Linked DNA regions of Homo sapiens: regions 1, 2 and 4 are each linked to region 3. The links are chromatin contacts, found by Hi-C or POLR2A ChIA-PET in ENCODE. All regions are on one chromosome and are shown on one strand. Each heading gives the region's core, a stretch centred on a gene start or an enhancer-like site at or near the end of the contact. The rest is flanking DNA. Distances are from core to core; before and after follow the strand shown. Region 1 holds the start of AKAP8L (A-kinase anchoring protein 8 like). Region 2 holds the start of RFX1 (regulatory factor X1). Region 3 holds the start of NDUFB7 (NADH:ubiquinone oxidoreductase subunit B7). Region 4 holds the start of DCAF15 (DDB1 and CUL4 associated factor 15).

Region 1 (3,203 bases), core at 137-2,636, 850 kb after region 3:
TAGAAAAACTGGGGTTCTTGGAAAGCTCCTGACCTGGCAGCCAGGGTAGAGGGGACTGGCACTACCTTCTTGCCTATGCCAACATAAAGTGGTCTACAAAGGAGCCCCACAGACTCACGTTGCATTCTCAGTTCTCAAAATTCCAAGTAGAATGCAGGTTACCTGGCAACCACACACGCTCAAGCCTATAATACCCTCACCAAACAGGGAGGCCTAGTGTAAGTCTCCTGGCCGAGAAGCCTCATCAGTCACTGCCAAGGCAAACCCAGGAGGCCTTGGCAATTCACCCAGTGATGATTTACAGTCGCCCAAGCATATTGCGGGGGGCGGAGAGGGGCTCTCGGATCTGTCACCCACTCTCCCTTTCAAATCCCATTGGCCTCCCACTGGCCTCCCTGGCTGATCTTCTAACAAGCCAGGCAGTTCCTGCCCGTAAGCCTTTTACAGCAAAAGCTCCCTGGGCCAGATATCTTTATTCGCTCCCTCCATTTAGGTCTCTGCTCAAATGTCACCTCTTTACAGAAGGCTCCAACCACTCCACGTAGTGGAGCGACCCCCGCACGGTACTGACCACCCTAAAATATATCCTACACTCGCTTATTTGCCTATTAAGATCCTCGCCTCTAAGCTGCTTGAGGAATTCTTGTCTGTATTCCCAATACCCAGTCTGTACCGGACACGGTTCATTTGACAGACGCAGAGGGAATTAACATGGAACCTTGTCATTCCTTGCAGTTCAGCCCCTAGGGGCCCAAGGCTCCCCGCTCAGCCCAAACCCTTCCAATATTTACTTATCCCCCTAGGGCCTGGCGCCTTTCCCAGTTCTGAAATAGACAAAAGGGGGTGGTGGGTGGGATCGGGATGGGGGTGTAGAGCTGCGGCGTTTTTGCAGAGAAACTGCGCGGGGGAGGACGCGACAATGGCGACGGCAGCCGAGCCTGCTGCCTGCTCGCAAGGACCAAGGCCTGAGAAAGGGAAACCTAAGGCGTCGAGGTCCAGGAGCGCAGGCCAGGGACGGAGGTGGTGGGGGCGGAGACCTCGTGCGCTGAGGCCCGGACCCACGGACACAGGCGACAGAAGCCAAGACATCAGGCGGCCGGGAGCCGGGACGCCGGCTGCAGACACAGAGAGCTGAGGCAACGAGGCGTGAGGGCAGCGACCCTGAGGCGACGGGCCAGCGGCGCCATTTTGTGACCGCAGGGAAGGCAGTGACGGGGCCCCAGGGGAGGTGCGGGCAAGCCTGGTGCGGCATCCGCACGTCCCTGTCCCATCCCCCACGCAGAGCCCGACCCCACCCTGCCAGGCCCACCTGTGTAGCTCATGGTGGCGGGCAACACAACATCCGACGACGCCGGCTTCTGCTGCTCTGAACATCCGACGCTGCGATAGCTGCTGCTAACCACAGGGTCCCCTCCACACACACCCGAGCCCCGCCTCCCGACCGCATTGGCTCATACCGGCCTCGGCTTCACGTCTATTGGAAGGAACCGCTGTCTATCTCTATGCCTCCTCATATCAGTGGCTGGAAGCTGCTGGCAATCTCGTGAGAGCCCCGCCTTGTCCCCGCCTTCTGTTATTCTAAGGCCTCAGTGATTGGCCTACAGAAGCCGGCAGAGAGGCGGAGTCCTATAGAATTTGAGGGGGCGGAGCTGTGCACTACGGAAAGGCCCAAGGCCCAAGCATGGTCGGGCTGGAGGAGCGCCCGTACCCTGGAGACCCGCCAGAGGGAGTCGGGTCTACGGCTCAGGGCAGGGCTGGGATGCCAACTCCGCCACCGAGGTGCTGGGTAGGGGACCTAGCTAAGTCTCTCAAATTCTCTGGCCTTCGGCTCCAAAACAAGCATAGCAAAGCCATGTTGAGAAGAGAAAATTAAAACAGCACCAAACAAGATGCTGGACACACGTTTCAACATTACGTGACAAAGTGTGTGTAAAGAAATCATTCTGGTGCCAGTGCACTGAATAAATGTGATTAATCGTAACAAAACGATAATATATTTATATGGCATATGCTTATATGTGTAATAATTCCGTTTGTATTGTGTGTCATTCGAATGCTCCTTCAAACCTGCAAAAAGCTTTTAATCCTCACTTAAAACTGAAGCTTGGAACTCATGATTTGCTCAAGGTCCTTGACAGTTACGTGTTAAAATGGGAGCTTTGCTTCTAAAACCCTCCTGATTCACTCTGGGCTCGAGAGATCCTGCAATAGTGCAGCCGGGCACCAGTCATGTCCTCAGTCTGTTTCCTGGGCATATGGAAACCCTGCCAGGGACAACTCATAATTTCTAGAGATGACAGAGCTGCACCGAAGAGTACTTAACACGTGTGTTTGTGAAAACTCATTAAGCTGCGCAATTACGACTTCTACGCTTCGTGTGTTTTAAAACTTTTTTTAAGGTATGCTGTTTCTTTTTGATATTGTTGATTTCTTTAGGTGTAATAGTGGCATTTACAACGTTGAGAGAAACATACTGAAATACTAAGAAGTTAACTGATCTTATGGCCAGGATGTGCTTCACACAATTCAGACAGGTAGAGAGAGGAGGAGGAAGCAAGGAGCTATAAGATAAATCTCTGACAGCTGAAGACATTGGTCATGGGTTGGTGATGGATAGATGAGAGTCCATTTTACTGTTTGCTCTACTTTTGTATAGTTGGAATTCTCCATGATAAACTGTTTTAATAAAACTCCCCCCACCCAAATGAGGCTTCTGCAGAACTTGCTGCCATACGGAACAAAGCCACTTCTGATGTGTTAAGTGAGCAAACTCCAAACATGAAGCAGAGATCTGACGGATAAGCACTCTGGCTTCGGGGTTCATCTCCCCATCAGCCTCAGGGATGCCTGCCTGTCTTCCAAACCAAGGCAGGGCCCCAGGACACGTCTTCTGCGCCCTGCAGGTTCGTTCCTTCATCGCACTTGCCACAGTCATCATTGTACCGATTTGATTTCGTTCACATCCAACACCCTCAGAGACCACGGCTCAAAAGCTGAGACTTTGCTGCCTGAGGTGTATTGAAGTGGCTTGAGCAGAGAAGAGCAATGCTCAGAAAGTTTTAGGAAAACATCCCCCTGCAAGAACTGGAGGTGACTCTTCCAAGGACACACATGACCCTCACTTCACTGCATGATTGGTGGGGAGGAACTTGCCATATGACTTTATAAGCTCTTGTATCATTTGACTGTTTTTTGTCACATCT
Region 2 (3,211 bases), core at 100-2,599, 570 kb before region 3:
GGACCTTGTCAGTGACATGTGACTCGGTTGACACTCGTTTGACACAAAAACATGTGTCTGGCCAAGAGAAGCGGGTTTAAAAAATCTAAGAAACTTCCTCAGGCTTCATTTGCTCCCCCATTCCCAGTAGGGGAGACCTCGATGGGCAGGACCCAGAAACGTTCCATCTCCAGGAACAAACCCCCGCAACCTCAAACCAGGAAACATCAGGTCTCAAACAGCAGCCCAGAGAAAAGCACTCAGGTTTCTGTTCCTCTAAAGCATTCCCTCATGGTCACTCCTCCCTACCATGGACTTTGATTTCTGCAAACCAGATCCTCCACGCTAAAGCCAAATCGACTCCTAGCTCCTCCATGAAACTTTGCTTCCTCTTTGCTTCCTCCCAGAGAGAAGGTGGCAGGTTTAGGAGTGGGCTGCAGTGTTGAAATCAGGACTAGCTGACAGTTATTTTATCAAACCACATTCAGAAACGGTAGATACGAGGAAAAGGTTCAAAGATAAGCCGTAAGTAAAATTCCTGGAAGGAATGAGGAGTCCCGGTACTGCAGGAAAAGGGCGATGTCAATGATTCTCCCCATTTTACAGGATGGAAAACTGAGGCCTCAGATGGACAGGCACTTGTCCAAGTTCTGAGTCCTGGGACAACTGCAAAGCTCTTAAGGAAGAAGGGAGTCGCTTAAGGATCTGGAAGGCGGACCGGGTGGTGGCTGCCCACCCTGGTTCCCGAGGTGGAGGTTGGGGAGACCCAGCCGGCCCCGCCCATACCTTCCCTCCTGGTCCCGCCCACCCACCTTGGCCCCGCCTCGTACCTCCCTCGCTCCCATTGGCCCAGCCTCCCCAGGCCCGCCCCTTCGCGCTCCCGACATATAAAAGCCCCCCGCCCCGGCCTGCCGACCTCCACTCGCCGCGGGCCTGCGAGCGCCCGCCCCTCGCGGGGGCCGGGCCGCGGGGACGGGGGCGGGTGGTGTCGTTCCAGCCGGGCCCCGGCCCCCTCCCCCACGGTCCAGACAGTCGCCGCCGCCATTTTGACCGCCCGCCCCTTCCCCCCGGACTGTGATTACAGAGACACCTACTGCCCCGGCCCCGCCGCCCACCCCGGCCCGGCCAGCCACCCCGGGGCCGCCCTGGTTACCTCCGCTTCTCCCCACTTCTGTCTGCGGAAACGCTTTTCGGAGGTCTCGGAGTCGATGTTGGGAAGGGGACGGGACGTGCTGGGGTCCCCGGGCCGGGCCTGGGGGGTGGGGGTGGGGGTCGGCCGGGCGGTTGTTGTTGTTGACTCGCGTTGCCGGGTTGCTTGGTCGCCACGACTACCGTGGCTATGGCGCCTCCGTTTCCCTCACCGGGGCAACTGTTGCTACCCACCCTAGTTACGTCACGCGCGGGGGCGGGGCCCGGGGTGATTGGCGGCGGCCGGAGAAGTGATTGGACGGCGCCAGGCCTTGCAGCTAAACTATTAGTTCCGATGCACGCTTTTCAACACCCTCTGGACTTCCCGGCGATCTGATTTATCAGTATGAATGTCCATCAAAAGAAACTGAACCCTCAAAGGCAGCCGGGCCCGTCACTCCGGCAGGGAAGCAGCTGGTTAAGAATAAAGGGGTAGGACTCGTGAGGACGGGATTGGTTTGCCGATGTAAAACCGGCCTCCTGGTTCGACTAAAGGGACGTCAATCTACCAAAGGTTTGCCGCGCTCTCTGGCTGGAGGCCGTGCGCATGCTCGGCACGCAAGGCCGATTGGGAGTTGTAGTCCGCTCTTGCGTACACTTTACATGTCTTACCAAATTAAAAAGGCGAGAAAGGAAGACTCCGCTCCAGACTTCTCTCTCGCTCGGTGGGCCAGTTTCTGGCTTCTTGCGCTGACGTCAGGGGAGGAATGCAGTGACGCAGCGCAGCCCCTCTGTGACGACAGCGGCGAAGGCCGGACTCGGGATTCGATGACGTCACTGGGCGCGCGTCCCCCTTCCCCACTGCCCATGGCCCCGTCGGGGTTGGGTGGAAGCGGGAGGCCGCGGCGGGGTTCGATCCCAGCTCCCACCCGCTGGGGTGACATCCTCCTCCGCCCAAGCCGGCCAGACAGCGCGGCCGCCGCGCCTTCTCCCGCCTCCCGGTCCCCTCCAGCCGGAAAAGGTCACCGCTGCCGGGGTGACCGCGGCTATCTCTGCCCCGCAGGCGGTGCGGCCGCCTTGGGAAAGGTCTCTGCAAGGCGGGGGACTTCATTCGCGGCTTCAACCGCGGTAGATAAGCAAAGGTCAGCCCCGACCCAGCCCAGGGAGCTTGGTCCGCCCAGGAGAGCTCACCACAACCCCCGCCACACACACACACCTCCCACACATACGCTCCTCTGTGCCTCAGTTTCCTCAAGGGACTGTCTGGGTGCTGCAGGACGAGAAGAGACAGAAACAGGGCCCGGACTAGGGTGAACATCTTGGGAGCAAAAACTCAGTCATCAAGATAAATAATCTTCTAATTCAATATTTGTTAAATATCCAAATTAATGGGAAAAAATAAATCTATGATGAACAAAACATCACAATTTTAAATAAAGACAGGATCCGCCAACACAGGGATTAAGGTGAGATGCGTTATGCAAGCTCAGGGTCAGATCTTGTGTTTAAAATAAATTTATTATTATTATTTTTTGAGACGGAGTCTCACTCTGTCGCTGAGGCTGGAGTGCAGTGGCGCAATCTCGGCTCACTGCAAGCTCCGCCTCCCAGGTTCACGCCATTCTCCTGCCTCAGCCTCCCGAGTAGCTGGGACTACAGGTGCTCGCCACCACGCCCGGCTAATTTTTTGTATATTTAGTAGAGACGGGGTTTCACCGTGTTAGCCAGGATGGTCTCGATCTCCTGACCTCGTGATCCGCCCGCCTCGGCCTCCCAAAGTGCTGGGGTTACAGGCGTGAGCCACCACGCCCGGCCTACTTTTTATGTTTTAAATGTCAATTATCTTATGACTGAGCTCTTTGGCCTTCTCTTAAATTTTGCATTCTCATCCCAGGTAGGCCCTAGAACAGCAAGGGGAAAAGAAAACAGGCTCAGACAGCCCTGAAGTCTAATGCCAGCCCTGCTGTGTGGCATTCAGAAAGTGACTCCACCTAAGTTTGTTTCCTAATTCAACCAACATTATATTTCCTCGGTGCAAGGCCCTGGGCTATACAAGTGAAGAAAGGTGACTTCATTTATGGTGGCTCACACCTGTAATCCCAGC
Region 3 (3,357 bases), core at 358-2,857:
CAAAGTGCTGGGATTATGGGTGTGAGACACCATGCCCGGCCTCAATTTTTATATTTTTAGTAGAGATGGTGTTTCACCATGTTGGCCAGGCTGGTCTCAAACTCCTGACCCCAGGTGATCTGCCCGCCTTAGCCTCCCAAAGTGCTGGGATTACAGGCATGAGCCACCACGACCGGCCACCCTTCACGTCTTTGTTTCCAGCCACTGCCTCTTGGAAGCCTGCTTTGACACCCCCAGCTCTGCCTGATTCCACAATCTTTCCCACTGTGCTGAGTTCTCTGGAGACAGTGCCTGCATCCCTCCAGTTCCCTGCTGTATCCGCGGTGCCTAATGTGGGACGTGGCCCAGAGCTGGTGCTCGGTATGCCTGTGATATTACTACATTAAAAGCAAAAACAAACACACGAACCAAAAAACCATCCTGGGCGTAGTGGCTCACATCTTCAATCCCAGCACTTTGGGAGGCTGGGCAGAAGGATCGTTTGAGCCCAGGAGTTTGAGACCAGCCTGGGCAACACAGCAAGACCCCCAACTCTACAAAAAATAAAAAATCAGTCTGGCATCCTGGGGCGCTCCTGTAGTCCCAGCTACTCGGGAGGCTGAGGCGGGAGGATCATTTGAGCCCAGGAGGTCGAGGATGCAATGAGCTGTGATTGTGCCACTACACTCAGCCTGGGCAACAGAGCAAGATCCCGTCTCAAAGCAAAACAAAGCACTTTGCAGGACAGTATTTGCAGCTCGAATCTTCCTTATTTCCTTGTGCATACCCCACAATTGCAGTGACATCAGGAAGGGGGTACAATGAACGTGTCCCTGCCCTCCCATGACTCCCCACGTCCCCCAAGACTTGGCCCGAGGCCGGGCGTGGTGACTGACTTCTGCGATCCCAGCACTTGGGGAGGCCGAGGCGGGCGGATCACTTGAGGTCAGGAGTTCAAGAGCAGCCTGGCCAACAAGGAGAAACCCCGTCTCTACTAACAATACAAAAAAGTAGCTGGGCATGGTGGTACACATCTGTAATCACAGCTACTCGCGAGGCTGAGGCAGGAGAATCGCTTGAACCCGGGAGGTGGAGGCTGCCAGTGAATCGAGACCAAGCCACTGCACTCCAGCCTGAAAGAAAAAGCGAGACTCCGTCTCAAAAGAAAAAAAAAAAAGACTCGACCCAGCTCTGCGCGTCGCATTCCTGCCCGAACCCCCACTTGTCGCCTCACTTTTGCTCCCTGGCTTTTGCTCAAGCCGTGCCCTTGGGCTGGAACGCCTCCACACTGAGGTGGGGTCATGCACGTCCTGTGGACTCCTAGTCTAGACCCAAACCCAGATACAACACCTGAGGTTAGAGCCCAGCCCTGGGGTGCCAGCCCTGGGGTGCCAGGTGTTCAGGCACCCGCGCCCCACGCCCTCTGGCTGCGCCTGCGCACTGGGCCTCACCGCGCTCCTTGCGTTCGGGGAAGCCGTAGTCTGGCGGGAAGGTTGGCATCTGCAGGGGGTCGGGCTCCACCGAGGCATCGCCCAGGTAGCGCCGGACCAGGTGGGCCCCCATGGCTGCAGTCGCTGCAGATCCCTGCAGCAGCCGAGGGTCACCTAGCTCCTACCCGGAACCACTGACCCCTCAGTCAGACACAGCTTCCGGGTCATTTAGGCAGCTGCGGAGATCATAGAGATGAAGGACTCCAGAGGATCGCTCCGGTCCGCCTGGCGTCACCTCGCGGACAGGCGGAGGCGGGACAGGTGCTGTGTCTCTTCGCAGGATATGGTTGGACCCGAGAGGGGACTTCCCTGAGCCTGGAAATCCATCTGGGCGGGGCAGAAGGGGACGGTGTGGGACTGAGGCCTCCCTCGACCCTATCTGGGGCTCTTCTGGTAGCCCGAGGCTAAAGCACATATTAAAATTATTTTTCATATCATTTTCCAAAAAGTTTTTTCTTTGAAAACATTCAAATTTCTCTTAAAAAAGGCACGATATCTATTATATCGTTAATGTATGTAATTTTGCATAAAGTCACTTTAAGAATTTTTTGTTTTTGGAGACACAGTACCTGTCGCCCAGACTGGAGTGTATTGGCGCGATCTCGGCTCACTGCAGCCTCCACCTCCTGGGCTCAAATTCTCTTGCCTCAGCCTCCTGAGTAGCTGGGATTACAGGCGCCCGCCACCACCCCCAGCTAATTTTTGTATTTTTAGTAGAGACGGGGTTTCGCCAGTTGGCCAGGCTGGTCTCGAACCCCTGACCTCAAGTGATTCCCCCGCCTCAGCCTCCCAAATTGCTGGGATTACGGGCATGAGCCACAGTGCCTGTCCAAGAAAGATTTTGATAAATTTAATTTAAATAAAAGTTATTCATAAATACAGTTATTATTATATTATTATTTTTTGAGATAGGGTCTCATTCTGTCGCCCAGGCTGGAGCACAGTGGCACAATCATAGCTCACTGCAACCTTGAACTCTTGGGCTCCAGGGATCCTCCCGCCTCAGCCTCTCAAAGTGTTGGGATTATGGGCGTAAGCCACTGTGCCTGGTCAAAAACAATTATTTAAAGCTGAAATTTCAAATAAATTATATATATATATGCAATCTTTATACAATTTTAAAATATATTAATATCTAATATTAATATCTAATATATATTTTTCCCCAGTCTGACAAAGCATGTATTAGGCATCTACTGTATGGTATGCTGGGTCCAGTGGTCAGACAGAAAGGCAGACGTGGTTCCTGTCTTTCAAGCTTACAGTCTAATGGAACAGAAAAACAGTCTAATGGAAAAAAAAAAATATGGGCCAGGGCAGTGGCTCACACCTGTAATCTCAGAGCTTTGGGAAGCTGAGATGGGAGGATCGCCTGAACTCAGGAGTTTGAGACCAGCCTGGGCAATATAGGGAGACTCTATCTCTACAAAAAAAAAAAAAAAAAAAAAAGCTGGGTGTGGTGGTGCACGCTTGTAGTCCCAGCTACTCGGGAGGCTGAGGCAGGAGGATAACTTGAGCCCAGGAGTTCCAGGCTGCAGTGAGCCGTGATCCCATCACTGCACTCCAGCCTAGGCAACAGAGTGAGACCCTGTCTATAAAAATTCCCAGGTGATGTGATGTTGCTGGTCTAGTGACCAGCTTTGGGAGAATTACTCAACTAGATCTTTATGTGTTGACATGGGGAAGTGGCTGCTGATATATTAAGTGAAAAAAGCAAGCTATTGAGAATAGACAACTGGCAATAGAGACTTTTCTTTTTCTTTCTTTTTTTTTTTTTTTTTTGAGACAGAGTTTCACTCTTGTTGCCCAGGCTGGAGTGCAGTGGTGTGATCTCGGCTCACCGCAACCTCCGCCTTCTGGTTTCAAGCGATTCTCCTGCCTTAGCCTC
Region 4 (3,401 bases), core at 257-2,756, 620 kb before region 3:
TGTGCCATTGCACTCCAGCCTGGGCAACAAGAGCAAAACTCCATCTCAAAAAAAAAAAAAAAAAAAAAGATATGTTGTGATATTGTGTTGTGATATATTTTTAAAAAACCATATTTTGGTCTTAGGTTTTCTAGTACATAACTCCTAAAACCCTTGAAATCAGCTGGGCACAGTGGTTTATGCCTGTAATCCCAGCACTTTGGGAGGCCAAGACGGGATGATCCCTTGAGGTCAGGAGTTTTCGAGCAGCCTGGGCAACATAGTGAGACCCCATCTCTACAAAAAAAATTTTTTTAATGAAGACAATAAAAAAAAACTATCTTCTAGATTGTTCAGAGGATTAAATGGGCTGGCCAGGGGTGGGGGCTCACACCTGTCCTCCCAACACTTTGGGAAGCAGAGGTGGGAGGATCACTTGAGCCCAGGTGTTGGAGACCAGCCTGGACAACTTGGTGAAACTCCGTCCCTACAAAAAATACAAAAAATTAGGCCGGGCGCGGTGGCTTATGCCCGTAATTCCAGCACTTTGGGAGGCCTAGGCGGGCGGATCACCTGAGGTCAGGAGTTCGCAACCAGCCTGGCCAACATAGTGAAACCTCGTCTCTACTAAAAATACAAAAAATTAGGCAGGCGTGGTGGCGCACGCCTGTAGTCCTAGCTACATGAGAGGCTGAGGTGAGAGGATCATCTGAGCCCGGGGTCGAGGCTGCAGTGAACCGTGATCACGCCACTGCACTCCAGCCTGGGTGACAAAGTGAGACTCTGTCTAAAAAAATAAAATAAATGAGGTAATGTATACGAATATGATGCACGGAGCGGACCTTCAACAATTATTTTTATTGCTATGATCTGCATAATTGGCACAACAGGGCCCTGCCACATCGAACTGTTTAAGCTCAGAACCGTGTCTGTCACATGTGGAGCGATCCATGATTGATGCTATCATTATCACCACCATCATCCCACCAACCCGCCCATCGGAAACAAGCTTTCATCGAATCCCATCGTTTTTTCCTTTTTTGTAAATCTCTTTCCTCGGCCTGGCTCTGCCGCCCAAGTATGCTCGTCAGGCCTTTGCCCACCTGGACCGGGCGCGGGCAGCCCGGGGCTGAGGATTCTCGAGCCTTGGTGGACCACAGGCTCCCGTCGCCCCGCCCAAGGGCCTGGACCGCCTGTGGTCTCCATGGAAACCCGCCAGCCACAGGGGGCGTGACGCCGTTGAGACAGACAGAGATATTCACCTATCAGATCAAAGTTATCTGGGCAGGGCGAACAAACGGGACCTCCGAGTGGTACGTCCTTAAGGCGGGGCGGGAATACGGCAACGGGCCGCGGGGGCTGTTACTGTCGCTACCAATCAAGAGTCGAGATGGCTTTGATGGACAGGCATAGCGCGAGTGCGGGCTTTCGCCCAACCGGCGGGCCGCTGTCCCGAAAAAGGACCAATGAGGAGGCGGCAGGGGTGGGGCGAAGGGGCCGGTTGCTCCGGAAGTGGAGGGAGGGGGTGAAAATGGCGCCCAGCTCGAAATCGGAGCGGAACAGCGGGGCTGGGAGCGGCGGCGGCGGCCCCGGGGGAGCCGGAGGGAAGCGGGCAGCAGGGCGGCGGCGGGAGCACGTCCTCAAGCAGCTGGAGCGGGTCAAGGTGAGGCCTGGAGCCGGAGTGGGGAGCGCGCCGGAGGGTGGGGAGTAGGGACGAGGGAGGCGGAGGGAGGAGGGCGTTCGCGGGGTGAGGGGTTGGGGGCGGGGCCCCAGGGGAGGGGGCTCGGATGCAGGGCCTGGGCGGGGCCCGGGGGAGATGGCTTGGATGGAGGGGGCTCAGTTGGGGGCCTGGATGCAGGTGGTTGTGTCGGGTGACCGGCAAAGGGGCTGGGATGGAGGGGGTTGGGGGCGGGGCCCCAGGGAGGGGGCTCGGAGGGAGGCGACCCCAGAGGCCGCAGGGAGAATCAGGAGGAAGGGGGCGATCCAGGCTTTTCAAAGCTCTGCTCCCATGGTTGCTCCATAATGGAACCTTCCCGCCCCCTTTGCAGAGCCCCTGCCGCTGGCTTTGGGCTTCCTCCGCCTGATGTTCCTCTCCCTGCCCAAGCCCCGACCACACATGAGCTGGGAGTTCCAGTACCTGGGTGGGCCTCCCCATTGAAAGTGTGGGAGCTCCCTGGATAGGGCTGAGTCTTCCCCCGCAGAGTGAGAGTTACCGAAGCAGGCTCTGTCTCCTCCATCAGACTGGAAACTCCCAGAGCTGGGGGATGATGTCTCTCTCCCCCATCAGTTTGGGAGCTCTGGAGGGCAGAAATGTGGATCTCTTGCAGGTGGGCAGTAACTGGGGCAAGGCTGTGTCTCTGTGGACAGGGACTGCGCCTTCTCCGTGAGGCTGGTAGCTTTGTAAGGGCAGTGCTGTGTCTCCCCCTTTTGACTGGGAGCTCCCTGGGCTGGGACAGTCTCCGCCCTTAGCCTGGGAGCTCCCTGGGCTTGGCTGTGGTTCCGCCCTTAGCTTGGAAGCTCCTTGGGCAGGGACTGTGTCTCCCCTGTCGGCCTGGGCCTGGCTGGCCAGGCTGTTTCCTCCGTCAGACTGAGACCTCCATGTGGACAGGGCTGTCTCCCATCAGACAGGGAGCTTCCCAGACAGGACTCTTCCCATCAGATTGGAATGTCTTGAAGGCAGAGTTGGGTAGCAAGACTGAGGCTGTTCGGATATCCCTGTGCCTGGCTTCTGCCTGTCAGTCCCCGCAGATCCTTCCGCGGTGAAGTTTTGGGGATGAGGGATTCCCTTGGATTCCGTTGGAAGGCGGTAGTTAATTGGGAAGGGGGCGTTGGGTCATTGGTTAGGCTCACCCTTCTATCTGCCTCGACTGGCCCCCAGCAGAGGCCAGAGCTGCCCCGGGGAGGAGGAGCCCCCTTGTTTGAAGGCTGGTGGGTTGGGAACAGATGGGTGCAGGTCAGGACTCTGTCCCAGCCTCCTTAGTAGGATAAATACCCACAGCTTAGGGACAGCCTTCAGGGAGGGAAGCAGGTGGCCCAGCGTGGGACAGGGTGATTGGGGAACTTTCTTGGGGGCGGTGACGCTGGGCTCAGTCAAGAGGGACCTGAGGCTGAAGAGGTATGGAACTGGGAAGGTGGCCTGGGTCCCTGGTGGAGATGAAGGCTCAAGCGCGGTCCATCTGGCTTTACTGTCCCCATCTGCCTCAGTTGTTCCCACCTTCCAGAGCTTGGCCTTCTTTTGACCATTATGGTGGGCTGGGCCGGTCTGGACCCGGTGAGAGCCGCTCTGCCTCTCTGCCGTGGGTGAGGGGGCTGGGGGCTGCAGATGGTGCCTGAAGTGCCCTGGCCACCCCTTCCCCAGATCAGCGGACAGCTCTCCCCTCGCCTCTTCCGGAAGCTGCCTCCCCGGGTGTGCGTGTCCCTCA

The links. Hi-C counts contacts between places; a loop is a spot of excess contacts on that map. ChIA-PET counts read pairs that join two places held with the same protein, here RNA polymerase II (POLR2A). Pooled maps may share reads with other maps.
Region 1: a loop to region 3 is called in a pooled map, with 6 times the contacts of the local background. The contact joins the promoter of AKAP8L here to the promoter of NDUFB7 in region 3. A Hi-C loop is called at or near these places in 6 of 50 pooled maps.
Region 2: a pooled map shows a loop between it and region 3 (4-fold over the local background). The contact joins the promoter of RFX1 here to the promoter of NDUFB7 in region 3. A Hi-C loop is called at or near these places in 1 of 168 maps with a recorded cell type or tissue (gastrocnemius medialis) and 3 of 50 pooled maps. POLR2A ChIA-PET finds 5 or more read pairs at or near these places in 1 of 52 experiments (GM12878).
Region 4: a loop to region 3 is called in a pooled map, with 7 times the contacts of the local background. The contact joins the promoter of DCAF15 here to the promoter of NDUFB7 in region 3. A Hi-C loop is called at or near these places in 5 of 50 pooled maps.

What each region holds. Positions count from the first base shown.
Region 1 is chr19:15,417,602-15,420,804 of GRCh38, forward strand. It overlaps AKAP8L (A-kinase anchoring protein 8 like), which reads right to left and starts at 1,387. Exons shown (of 14, transcript NM_014371.4): 1 at 1,310-1,387. The coding sequence starts at 1,322. WIZ (WIZ zinc finger) reads right to left here. Exons shown (of 13, transcript NM_001371589.1): 13 at 2,377-3,203.
Region 2 is chr19:14,004,971-14,008,181 of GRCh38, forward strand. RFX1 (regulatory factor X1) reads right to left here and starts at 1,350. Exons shown (of 21, transcript NM_002918.5): 1 at 1,133-1,350. RefSeq lists enhancers at 576-1,104, 1,105-1,632, 1,633-2,160 and silencers at 772-1,151, 1,202-1,381.
Region 3 is chr19:14,570,459-14,573,815 of GRCh38, forward strand. NDUFB7 (NADH:ubiquinone oxidoreductase subunit B7) reads right to left here and starts at 1,608. Exons shown (of 3, transcript NM_004146.6): 1 at 1,431-1,608. The coding sequence starts at 1,542. RefSeq lists an enhancer at 1,540-1,829.
Region 4 is chr19:13,951,003-13,954,403 of GRCh38, forward strand. DCAF15 (DDB1 and CUL4 associated factor 15) reads left to right here and starts at 1,507. Exons shown (of 13, transcript NM_138353.4): 1 at 1,507-1,642; 2 at 3,338-3,401. The coding sequence starts at 1,511. It also overlaps a transcript of PODNL1 not described here. RefSeq lists an enhancer at 880-929 and a silencer at 1,590-1,729.